2 separate regions of the Homo sapiens genome follow, and region 1 is linked to region 2. Evidence: read pairs that join two places in POLR2A ChIA-PET (ENCODE). Cell type or tissue: HepG2. All regions are shown on one strand. Links, peaks and the distances in the headings refer to the core of each region. The heading gives the core; the rest is flanking DNA.

Region 1 (5,371 bases), core at 278-5,277, 51 kb before region 2:
TAAAAATCACAATGAAATGGCACCTCATACCTGTTAGGATGGCTATTACCAGAAAAACAAAAGACATGTTGGCAAGATGTGGGGAGAGGGAATGCTTGTACACCGTTGGTGGGGAGGAAAGATAGTGCAGCCACTATGGAAAACAGGAGGAAGATTTCTCAACAAATTAAAAATAGAGCTACCATAGGATCCAGCGGTCCCACTTTGGGGTATTTATCCAAAAGAATTGAAATCAGGATCTCAGAGACATCTGCACTCCCATGCTCACTGCAGCATTATTCATAACTGCCAAGATGTGGAAACAACCTAAATGTCTATTAATGGGTAAATATTGGTATATATACACCTTGAAATATTACTCAGCCTTAAAAAAGGAAATTCTGTCATTTGTGACACCATTGATGAAACTGGTGGACATTACGTTATGTGAAATAAGGCAGACACAGAATGAAGACTGCATGATTCCACTTACATGAAGTATCTAAAATAGGCAAATATGGTGAAACCCCATCTCCACTAAAAATACAAAATTAGCTGGGCTTGATGGTGCATGCCTGTAATCCCAGCTACTTGGGAGGCTGAGGCAGAATTGCTTGAACCTGGGAAGTGGAGGTTGCAGTGAGCCGAGATTGCGCCATTGCACTCCAGCCTGAGCAACAAGAAGGAATCTCCGTCTCAAAAAAGAGGGTGCTCTGATGTTAGGTATTCTTACCACACAAAAAATAACCAAATTAATAGTATGACTATAAAGTGACAGCATGAGATGTGAGGGGTGATAGAGATGGAGCTGTCCTGTATCTGGATGGTGGTGATTACATGATAAACAAGCCTTAACTTTCATAGAAGAGTGCACAAACACACATTAATTTTATCATATGCTAACTTTAAAAATAAAACAAAGAAAATAAATCATGAATCATTGTATCTGTCTGTAAGGCCAGTGTGATTTTATAAGTCCAATGACATGCCTAGCCCAGTGCTCAAGACATTACAAGCTGAAGGGCCGTGAGGTATTGCTAATAAGATGAGCATTACTTCTCCTCCTCCAAAGATATTCAAGACCCAGACCAGAATCTGAGAAAGGAAAGCTAATGCATGGAGGGGCTATCACAACGCCAGTCCCCAGTACATCAGGGACATCCGGGTCCTCTGACTTTACTAACTGTAATTACAGCCAGGCCTCTCATCTCGAATAGGGTTTCCACCTTTTGGAGAAACAGAATGGTTTGTCCATTTCAAGCGGATCTGCCTTCCTGTGTAGCTGTGCTGCCTGGCAGGTGCCAGGAGGAAGGCTAATTGTCAAGGGCATGAGGATTACGCTGTCAGAGGCACCAGCTGTTTCCCAGCATTTCTGAGGGTCGGTTTCCCTGGACATAAAACAGGAAGGATCATGCCCACTCAGAGGGAGAAGAGGTATCTGTAAAGGACCCCACATGTCCCCTGGCTCTTGGCTGTATGGAGAACCCTGAGTTCACCCTGCCTCTCCCGTGGGTCAAGATTTTTTTTAAACAAAGACAGCCAGCGTTGGAGGTTTTTTTCCTGTCCTGTACTTTTCCCACATATACAATCAATGTAATTAAGTTAATAGACCTAAAAGTTAAAGCTGACAACAGACAATTAGGCTAATTGCCACTTCCTTAAAGGATCAATTAGGGCTGTGTTTCCCAAACTGTGTTTTGAGAAATGGCACTAGCTGCTCCATAAACAACAGGGCATCTGAGACTATACATGTGGCAAATGTTGGGCTGAACCAAATAACTCTGGTTCGCTCAGTGCCGGACTCTTCAGAGTCCTCAGTGAGGCAGCCAGTGCGGCATGGAGGGACACAGACTGGAGGACACTGAGTCAAATCAATCATACAGACCAGGGCTTTATACATTTTAATGAATACATGAATCACCTGGGGATCTTGTTAAAATACAAATTCAGATTCCAGGTGGGCACTGAGATTCTCCACTTCCAACAAGCTCCAAGGTGCTGCTGAAGCTGGCATCTGGGACTGCACTTTGAAGAGCAAGGTTATTAGTAGAAAGTTACGGCCCCTTACTGTCCACTTCACTGGTGGGGTAACAGAGTTGCCGAAGGTCATGCAGGAGTGATGGGTGGGACGGGAACTCCACGCCCCAGCCTCCCGAGGCAAGGCTCTCCACCGCCACCCGACCTGGCTCCCCTGCTGCTCTCAGCCCTGCTTGCTATTGCTTCTCCCAATTCAGAGCACTTCTCCTCCGTCTTGGCTGTGCATTAGAATCACATGAGAGACTTTAATATACAGCCAGGGTTGAGGCTCACTGATTTAGATGTACCGGGTAAGCCTCACCCCAAATACCCTCTTCACACCCTGCCTGTCTCTCCCACGCCTGACAAAAACTGGCTAGGAGTAACTCCAAATAAAATACGAAAGGATTACCAGATGGGGAATGTAACTTAACCAGGACACAGCTGGCTAAAGCCCTGTCTCCTGCTACTACAGCACCACAGTCAGGAATCCAAACGGCCTTGGGAGGAGAGGACATTCCATCTCATTCCATGTCCCCGCGAGCAGGTAAACATGATGCTCTAAGCTGGAAAACCCCCACTGGTCAGCGTGGGAAAACTGAGCCCCTCGAGGGTGATGCCATTAGCTGGTGTGAGGGTCTTTAAAGACCATTTCAGAATCAGGTATCACGCTACATGAGGCTAGGGGGAAAAAAGTTGATGGCTTTAAGCTTCTTAATGAGCACTGTTGGGTGAGGATTAGTGAAGAGAAACCCAATGAATCCAATTAGAAGAGTTCTCAGTTCTCTCTGAATTTAGTGAATGGAAAAGAGAAAGCTTTAGAGATGAGCCTACAGGACACAGTGGAGCTCTGGTGCCAAATGGCAGTGTTCCAATCCCAGCTCCAGGAACGGGAACGACCGTGTTTCCGAACTCTGTGGCACCTCCACTGGCTCACCTGTAAAGTGGGGTAACAACAGCACCTCCCTTGTAGGACTGTGGAGAATTAAAGGGGCTGATACAGTAAGATCCTTACAACAGTGCCTGGCACTAGCAAATGTTCAATAAACCCGAAATACTGGCCTTTTCACATAATTTTCTCTCTGGTCTAATTTTTATTTTCTTTTTGCCCTGATTTTTAAGGCTATATGTGTATGTGTATGTGTGTGTATGTGTGTGTGTGTGTATGTGTGTGTGTGTTTTGAGATAGGGTCTTGCTCTGTTACCCAGTGTGGAATGCAATGGCATGAACATGGCTCACTGAAGCCTCCACCTCCTGGGCTCAAGAGATCCTTCCACCTCAGCCTCCCAAGAAGCTGGGACCACAGACGCACATCACCACACCTGGCCATTTTTTTTTCCCCATAGAGATGGGGTCTGGGGTCTTGCTATGTTGACCAGCTTGGTCTTGAACTCCTGCAATCCTCAAGCAATCCTCCCACTTTGGCCTCCCAAAGTACTGGGATTACAGGTGTGAGCTACCACACCTGGCCCATATATATATACTTTTTTTTTTTTTTTTTTTTGAGACAGAGTCTCGCTCTGTTGGCCAGGCTGGAGTACAGTGGCAAGATCTCAGTTCACTGCAACCTCCGTCTCCCGGGCTCAAGCAATTCTCCTGCCTCAGCCTCCCGAGGAGCTGGGATTACAGGTATGTACCATCAAGCCCGGCTGATTTTTGTATTTTTATTAGAGACGGGGTTTCACCATGTTGGCCAGGCTGGTCTCAAACTCCTGACCTCAGGTAATCCGCCCACCTCAGCCTCCCAAAGTGCTGGGATTACAGGCATGAGCCACAGCGCTCATTTTATATTTTTTAAAACTTGCTGTAAAGTATATGTTCTTGTCAGCTTCCTTGGAATTCTTTCTGGAAGAAACAGCAGGGTAGAAATACAGGCATTCATGTTAGCTACTCTCTGCTGAATGTTAACTCTGTGCTCAGAGGTCCCTGTGGTGGCTGAGGCTTAGCTTGGTGTAGGAACTGATGGGGCTACCAGGGTCCCATTCCCTATTGGGGCCTAAGGAATTAAGACTGGGCCAGGTGCAGTGGCTCATGCCTGTGATCTTAGCACTTTGGGAGGCCAAGGAAGGAGGATGACTTGAGGCCAGGAGTTCAAGAACAACCTGGCCAACATAGCAAGACCCCATCTCTATATAATTTTTTTTTAAAAAGGAATTCACACTGGATCCTTAGAGCAATGAGACCCATTTGAAGGTTGAAATCAGGACATGAAAATATCAGATCAACTTTGGAAAGCTCACTAGGGAGTCCTGAGGAGGTCTGGGGTATCCTGGAGGGAGAAAGACCACTCAGAAGGCCAGAGTGAAAAATGGTAGAGGCCAAACCAAGGCCCTGCAGCAGGGCCAGCCCCATCAGGGCCGCATGACCTGTGCAGGCACACAGGGTCACACACTCAGAGGGGGGTCCATGCTTGGCTGAATGCGCTGCTGCTGCCGTCCTGAAATTCTTAATACTTTTTCAACAAGGGACTCCACATTTTCATTTTGCACTGGGCCCCACAAATTATGGGCCTCATCCTGCATTGCAAGTTGCATTGCACATTGATCCTGCAAGTGTGCATTGATCACACTTGCCCCTACATCTACTCTACCAGGTGAGGCAGCGAAGTTTACATCCCCTCCTTAAAATGAAGAAATGGAGGCTCCGAGAGGGGAAGTCAATGGTCCCAGAGCACATCTGGTCAGTGCCAGTGCAGCGGCACCCCCGAGGCCTTGGGTTTTCAACATGGGGGCTGTCACTGTGGGACAGCAGCCACCTGCACCTCCCGGAAGGCAGTGCTCAGGCACCACTGGGCCTGGGCACAGGGCTTCCGGATGCTGTTATCTTCCCTCCTCACCCACCCTGGGCTGGTGTGCAGAAGGCAGCAGGTGCTACTGGCCCCAGGCCAGCCGGAACTCGAAACAACACACACGGATGTGGGTCACAAGGCTAGTTCCACAACTGCAACAGCCAGCCATTAGTGAAACAATTTAACAAGAGCAAAGCAAACACAATAAATCATTGAAAGCTCAGCCTCCCTCCCCTGCGTTCTGCCTCCTTCCTTAACCCCAAAAACAACCTAGGAACGGCAGATTCAAGGGTGGAGAGGGGAGATTTCTCCACTAATGGCTGAAAATCTGCCCACTGAAGCTGGCATATCAAGTCACGTCATGTCTATGGCTTCCTTGACAGATTTCAAGAGGCATCTCCAAGGATCGAGTTTGGCTCAAGCACAGTTCTAGGTGCTGGAGATGCAACCTTGAAGAAGCCTGATAAAAACTTCTTGCCCTCAGGAGCTCATGTACTAATGGGAGGGAGAGAGAAGCAGCATGATAATTAAGTGAATTATATAATGTGTTAGGAGATGATGGGTGCTTAAATAAAATGACACAAATA
Region 2 (5,371 bases), core at 221-5,220:
CGAGTGCCTGCTGGGCACCTTGGCCAGTCCCTGCCCCTCACTGGGCCTTGCTTTTCCCTATCAGAATGAAGAAGCTGGGTGTGGGTGGGGGTGGTCCTGGCAGGCTCTTTGAGCTGGCCAAGGCAGTGGGGGTAGGACCCGCCTGAGGCCCCCGACCTGGCTGGCATCAGCCTTAGGCTCTGGTCTGAGAATCCAGCTGGCAGCCCTCAGCGGGTTCTTCTGGGCCAGAGCAGGCAGCCTGCTCCCAGGCTGGCCCCACCCGAGTCTCAGGCTGTGTCTCACATCCTTGGTTGGCCCCATCACATGCTGGCTCACAAGGTGATATCAAATATCCCTGAGTCCCTCCTCTGAGCTGAGGCCCTCACACCTCCGTCCTGACCTGGGAAAGTTCTCCTTCTGTCTGTGAACTCAGGAAGTTCAATAGCAGCAAAACATCTCCCAAGACACTGGGTCTGCTCTTCAAAGTCCCTTTGCAGACAGCTCCCCATTTCCAATTAGTAATGGCAGGTACCATTTATCAAGCGTCGCAGGTGTGAGGGGACTTTATATGCACCTCTTACCCTTGAACCTTCATAATCCCCTTTGTGGTACTATTATTATGATTGTATTTTACAGATGAGGAGACAGAGGTTCCAAGAGGCAGAAGCAATCAAGCAGTAACAGAGTGGAGAAGTGAGAGAGCTGGCAAACAGTGGGGGTGGGGGATGGAGGGGAGTCCTCACTCCAGAGCCCAGGGAATTTCCTTCCTATGTCTGCACTGCTGCTCTCTTGCCATTCAGAGTACCGACTCTGCACCAGGCATCCTGCTAGGTGTTGGTGCTGGGATGCACAGTGAATGGGCCAGGCCTGACCCCTGCATGAGCCACAGTCTACCAGAAGCCCCTAAAGTGCTGAGAATACTCATCAGAGGCCAAATGAGACTTCTTTTTGCCTCTACTCAGCTACCCCCCGCTCTACCACCTGCCAGCTGCGTGACCCTGGACAATTACCTTCCCTCTCTGTGCTTTAGTCCCATGAAAATGAAAAAATGGCAGAAATACTAATTTCTACCTCACTGGGTGATTGCAAGGAATGAATAGGAAATGCACGTCAATCAGTAATGCCAGTGCCTGGCCCAGAGAAGGTGCTTGGTGTCCCATCTAGGTCTGTCTTCGTTCCATCTGCAAGCATGCTTTACCAGGCTGTTGTCATCGCCAAACTCCATTTGAAGCTGAAGAGGCTCTGAGGGGTGAAGTGGTCCATTTAAGGCATAGGCTAAGAGGTGAAGCTGAAACAGAGCCCTCCAGGGTCCCGGATGCATGCTCTCTTTCCCTGGAACCCCTGGGCACCTGTACACCTCTGACCCTTCCCCTCTGGGTTCTGAGTCGCCTCGGAAGGAGTGGGAGGTGAGGGGTTAAGCAGGCTGCTTGGCACTGCAGCAGAAATCTCAGGAAGTACTGGGCTGAGAGTACTTCTAAGAAAGAGGGAGGCAGAAAAGGACATACTCATCCTGGCCTCAGTGGGCAGAGGTCAGCCTGGCTCCCGGCCCAGAGGCTTGCCCTCGAGGGGCCCCCGGCCTCCAGCCCAGCTTGGCTCAGCATACAAATGAAGTATTTGATGCCCCATGGTGGACCTCCTCCTTCCAGATTCTTCTTCAGGCCTGCCTCTCCTGGCCTTCCTGGGTAGATGCCCACAGCTGAGGCCTGGGGCGAGATGACCAGGGCTGGGAAGAAAGCCCTCAGCCCCCTCCACCATTCAGGCACTCTGAAAGCACTGTGAGGCCTGCACTTTGGGGTCAGGGGACTTGGCTCTGCCCATTCTGCAGGGAAGGCCCTGGTCACGTGACCAAATGGCTCTCAGCCCCAGGGTTCTTGTCTGTAAACAGGAGAAATAATAGTATTGCCTCCCTGGGATTAGGGGAGGCCTTCATTTCTCTTAAGTTCCTGGCCTGGCAGGTGCTATGCTTCTGGTTGGGGAAGCAGTTGCTAGGACCCTGCTCCAACAGGCTTAGGGCTGGAGCAGGGATTTCCTAGCGCTTCCCCATGCTTCAGGTTTCCTGGGGGTCTTCCTTAGGCTGTAGAGTTACCTGGCTTCTGCTCTGTGTCTAGCCAGGAGAGCCTGAGGCAGAGTCCCAGGACGGTGCCAGAGTGGAGCCGGGCCTCAGGATGCCATGAATTTCAGGGTCCTAAAATTCAGGAGCTTGTGTGGCTTAGGACCAGCACCAAGGGACCCTGAGCCTAGCCTTGGTGTCCCTATCAGCAGCCCAAGGACCCTGAGCTGGCCCTCACAGAGTGTCATGTGGCTTTTACCCTAGATAACACAGCCCTTGGAGCGTTCTCCTACCGCTGCCTGGAGTTTTCTCTGAAACACCCAGAGGCGGGGCCTGGTGGCTATGTCAGTGTGAGGTCACTAGAATGACTTGTCTCCACGACCTTGATCTAGTGATCTAGTGGAGCTCCAAGGCTAGCTGACTCGGGAACCCAGGACCACCCCCAACCCCCACCAGTGCCACCATCCCACAGGGCCTCCCCAGCTTTTCTGTTACCACAACCCACGGCGGGATCCAGGCTGCCGAGCTTAGGGACTTTTGAAGGGGTTTTGGAGGGCTCAGCAGCTCAGCCCTGTGGGCTTCAGCTCACAGATTCAGCCCCCACTGAGGCGTTTCCTTTCCATGGCTATTTATGGGCGTTTCCTGTCCCTTGAATAGGGAAAGTAAAAGGAAGCAAAAGAAACTGACCTGTGGGTCCTTGAACAGCTGGCAAATCATCTCCATTATTATTGATTTTAAAAAGCATACAAGCGGCCAGGCGCAGTGGCTCACGCCTGTAATCCCAGCACTTCGGGAGGCCGAGGCGGAGAGATCACCTGAGGTCGGGTGTTCGAGACCAGCCTGACCAACATGGAGAAACCCTGTCTCTACTAAAAATACGAAATTAGCTGGGCATGGTGGAGCATGCCTGTAATCCCAGCTACTCGGGAGGCTGAGGCAGGAGAATCGTTTGAACCCAGGAGGCGGAGGTTGCAGTGAGCCTGCAGTGTCCAGGCTGCACACCAGCCTGGACAACAAAAGTGAAACTACGTCTCAAAAAAAAAAAAAAAGCATACAAGCTTGGAGTAAAGAATGCCAAAGCTAGAAAATAAGCATGGAAAAGGGCAAGTCTAATAATAGGAGGGAATCCATGCTGGATACTTCAACCCTCCAGTGAACATATGCTGAGCACCTACTATTTGCCAACCACCATGCAGATTCCTTGACTTGCTATTTTCTCTCCATAATATATGCTGGGCATGAAAGATAACCCTTTAAGTCAGTAGTTTGCAGCCCTGAGACTGTATGTTGGGACCCTTGTGAAGATGTTTAAATTCCACATGCCCAGGCCTACCCCAGGTGAGTGACATCAGAAGTTCTGGAGGTGGGGCTCAGGAGGCAGGAATCACGAAAGGTCCTAGGTGAGGAGCCTGGGATGGAGTATTGCTCTGGGCTTCTCCGGGCCGCTAGCGTCGGAGCCGGCCCTCCACGTGGCATGTGAGGTGTTTCACTTGAGTTCGTGTGAAGAGACCACCAAACAGGCTTTGCGTGAGCAACAAGGCTGTTTATTTCACCTGGGTGCAGGCGGGCTGAGTCTGAAAAGAGAGTCAGTGAAGGGAGTTAGGGGTGGGGCCGTTTTATAGGATTTGGGTAGGTAAAGGAAAATTACAGTCAAAGGGGGTTTTTCTCTGGCGGGCAGGGGTGGGGGTCACAAGGTGCTCAGTGGAGGAGCTTTTGAGCCAGGATGAGCCAGGAGAAGGAATTTCACAAGGTAATGTCATCCGTTAAGGCAGGAACAGGCCATTTTCACTTCTTTTGTCATTCTTCAGTTACTTCGGGCCATCTGGATGTATACGTGCAGGTCACAGGGGATATAATGGCTTAGCTTGGGCTCAGAGGCCTGACAAGGTGAAAAGTAGTGTGTGCTTGCATCTGAATCTCACTGTGCTGCTTTCTGCCTGGGAAAATGGTGGGAGGGAAGTCAAGGAAATACCCCTTTATTTTAACCATAATGGCATAGTGTCTCTTTCTCCTTGGGGAGATTGTGACAGCTTGTCCTAGGAAGAGCTTACCCAGGTCATTCCTGAGTAGGTTAGCCCTGGTGTCACCTCTTCTGTTCATTTCTACAGGAAGAATTTCATCAACGCTTAGCTCATTCTGGAATTTGTTATTTTGACAATTTGGCAGTTCAGTTTACTAATGTATTATGTGTGTTTACGTGTGTGTTTCTGTGTGTGTGTATGAATGTGTGTGTCTGTGTGTGTCTGTGTGTCTCTTTCTGTGTGTCTGTATAACTGTGTGTCTCTGTGTATGTATGTGTGTGTCTCTGTATGTCTGTGTGTCTCTAGAGGTCTCTCTGTGTATCTGTGTGTCTCTGTGTGTCTCCAGATGTCTGTGTATCTGTGTGTGTGTGTGTTTGTGTGTATGTATGTGTGTCTCTGTATGTCTCTCTGTGTGTCTGTGTGTGCCTCTGTGTGTCTATGTCTCTCTGTGTGTCTGTGTGTGTTTGTTTCTTTGTGTGTGTGTGTGCACCACCTAAATGACTCATGTAGGAGATGTCACTGCTACTCCCCCATCCCCTAGGTAAGGAACAGATTTAGAGGCCAACGGCGGCACGGTAACCATGTACTCTCTGCCCTTTCCTGCCCAGCAGCCAACCTGCCTCTGGACTTCCCGCTCGCTTAGCCCGGCTCCCCACGGTCCTCTAGACAAATGTCTCTGTGTGTGTCTGTGTGCTTCTGTGGCTGTGACCTTGGGCAGGCGCTTTACCTCTCTGGGCCTGCAGGTATTGGGGGATAGAATAGGGCTCATGATATAAGTGGTGGGCTTGGTGCTTACTGTGTGTCACTGTGCTGAGGACTTTCCTGTGAACCTATCTCCTCCTCACCCTCCCAAATGAAGTGTGTCCCACTGTCCTGGTACCATACACATCCATCCGTCCTTGCTCTGCCCACTGTGTCCAGGGTTCTTGCTTCACTCAGGGGAGAAACCCCCCATCCTTTTGATGGCCTGAGAGGCCCTGCAAAGTCTGGTCCCCTACCTTTCTGCACTCTTTCCTCCTCTCTCCCCCTCACTTATGCTGTCCCCCTACACTGGCCTCCTCTCTCTCTCCTTCCTTCTCTTCATTCATTCTTCCTGTCTCTCTGTTTCTTTCATATAACATGTTTTTATCATCCAGATGCATCAGCTTCTCCAACCAAAGTTTTCGTTTACCTATATTTTTCTCTTACTTTCTATTCTCCACCAACCCTTTTTAGGGAAACAGTAGGTTGTTTGCTCACTTCGTTCACGTTAAGTGGGCTATTTTCCCTTTTGCCCAGGGTTCTCTTATATCTAGGATAAAATCACATTAGGTTAAATATA

Evidence for each region. Peaks named below come from ENCODE experiments on the same cell type or tissue, not always from the same donor. Only the 100,000 strongest peaks of a DNase experiment are listed, where the experiment ranks them.
Region 1: POLR2A ChIA-PET joins it to region 2 with 6 read pairs; 31 of 35 experiments call an interaction of 5 or more read pairs at or near these places.

What each region holds. Positions count from the first base shown.
Region 1 is chr5:172,837,370-172,842,740 of GRCh38, reverse strand. All of the region lies in intron 1 of ERGIC1 (endoplasmic reticulum-golgi intermediate compartment 1), which reads right to left. It overlaps LOC124901135 (a long non-coding RNA gene), which reads left to right and starts at 1,871. Exons shown (of 2, transcript XR_007059054.1): 1 at 1,871-2,542; 2 at 5,168-5,371. In HepG2, for the core only: no CTCF peak of the experiment used is centred there; a DNase peak (open chromatin) is centred at 2,486.
Region 2 is chr5:172,786,293-172,791,663 of GRCh38, reverse strand. No RefSeq gene overlaps it. Among named protein-coding and RNA genes, the nearest start is that of DUSP1, 18 kb to the right of the region's middle. RefSeq lists an enhancer at 3,465-3,966. In HepG2, for the core only: no CTCF peak of the experiment used is centred there; DNase peaks (open chromatin) are centred at 1,831, 2,383 and 2,663; H3K4me3 peaks cover 1,496 bases.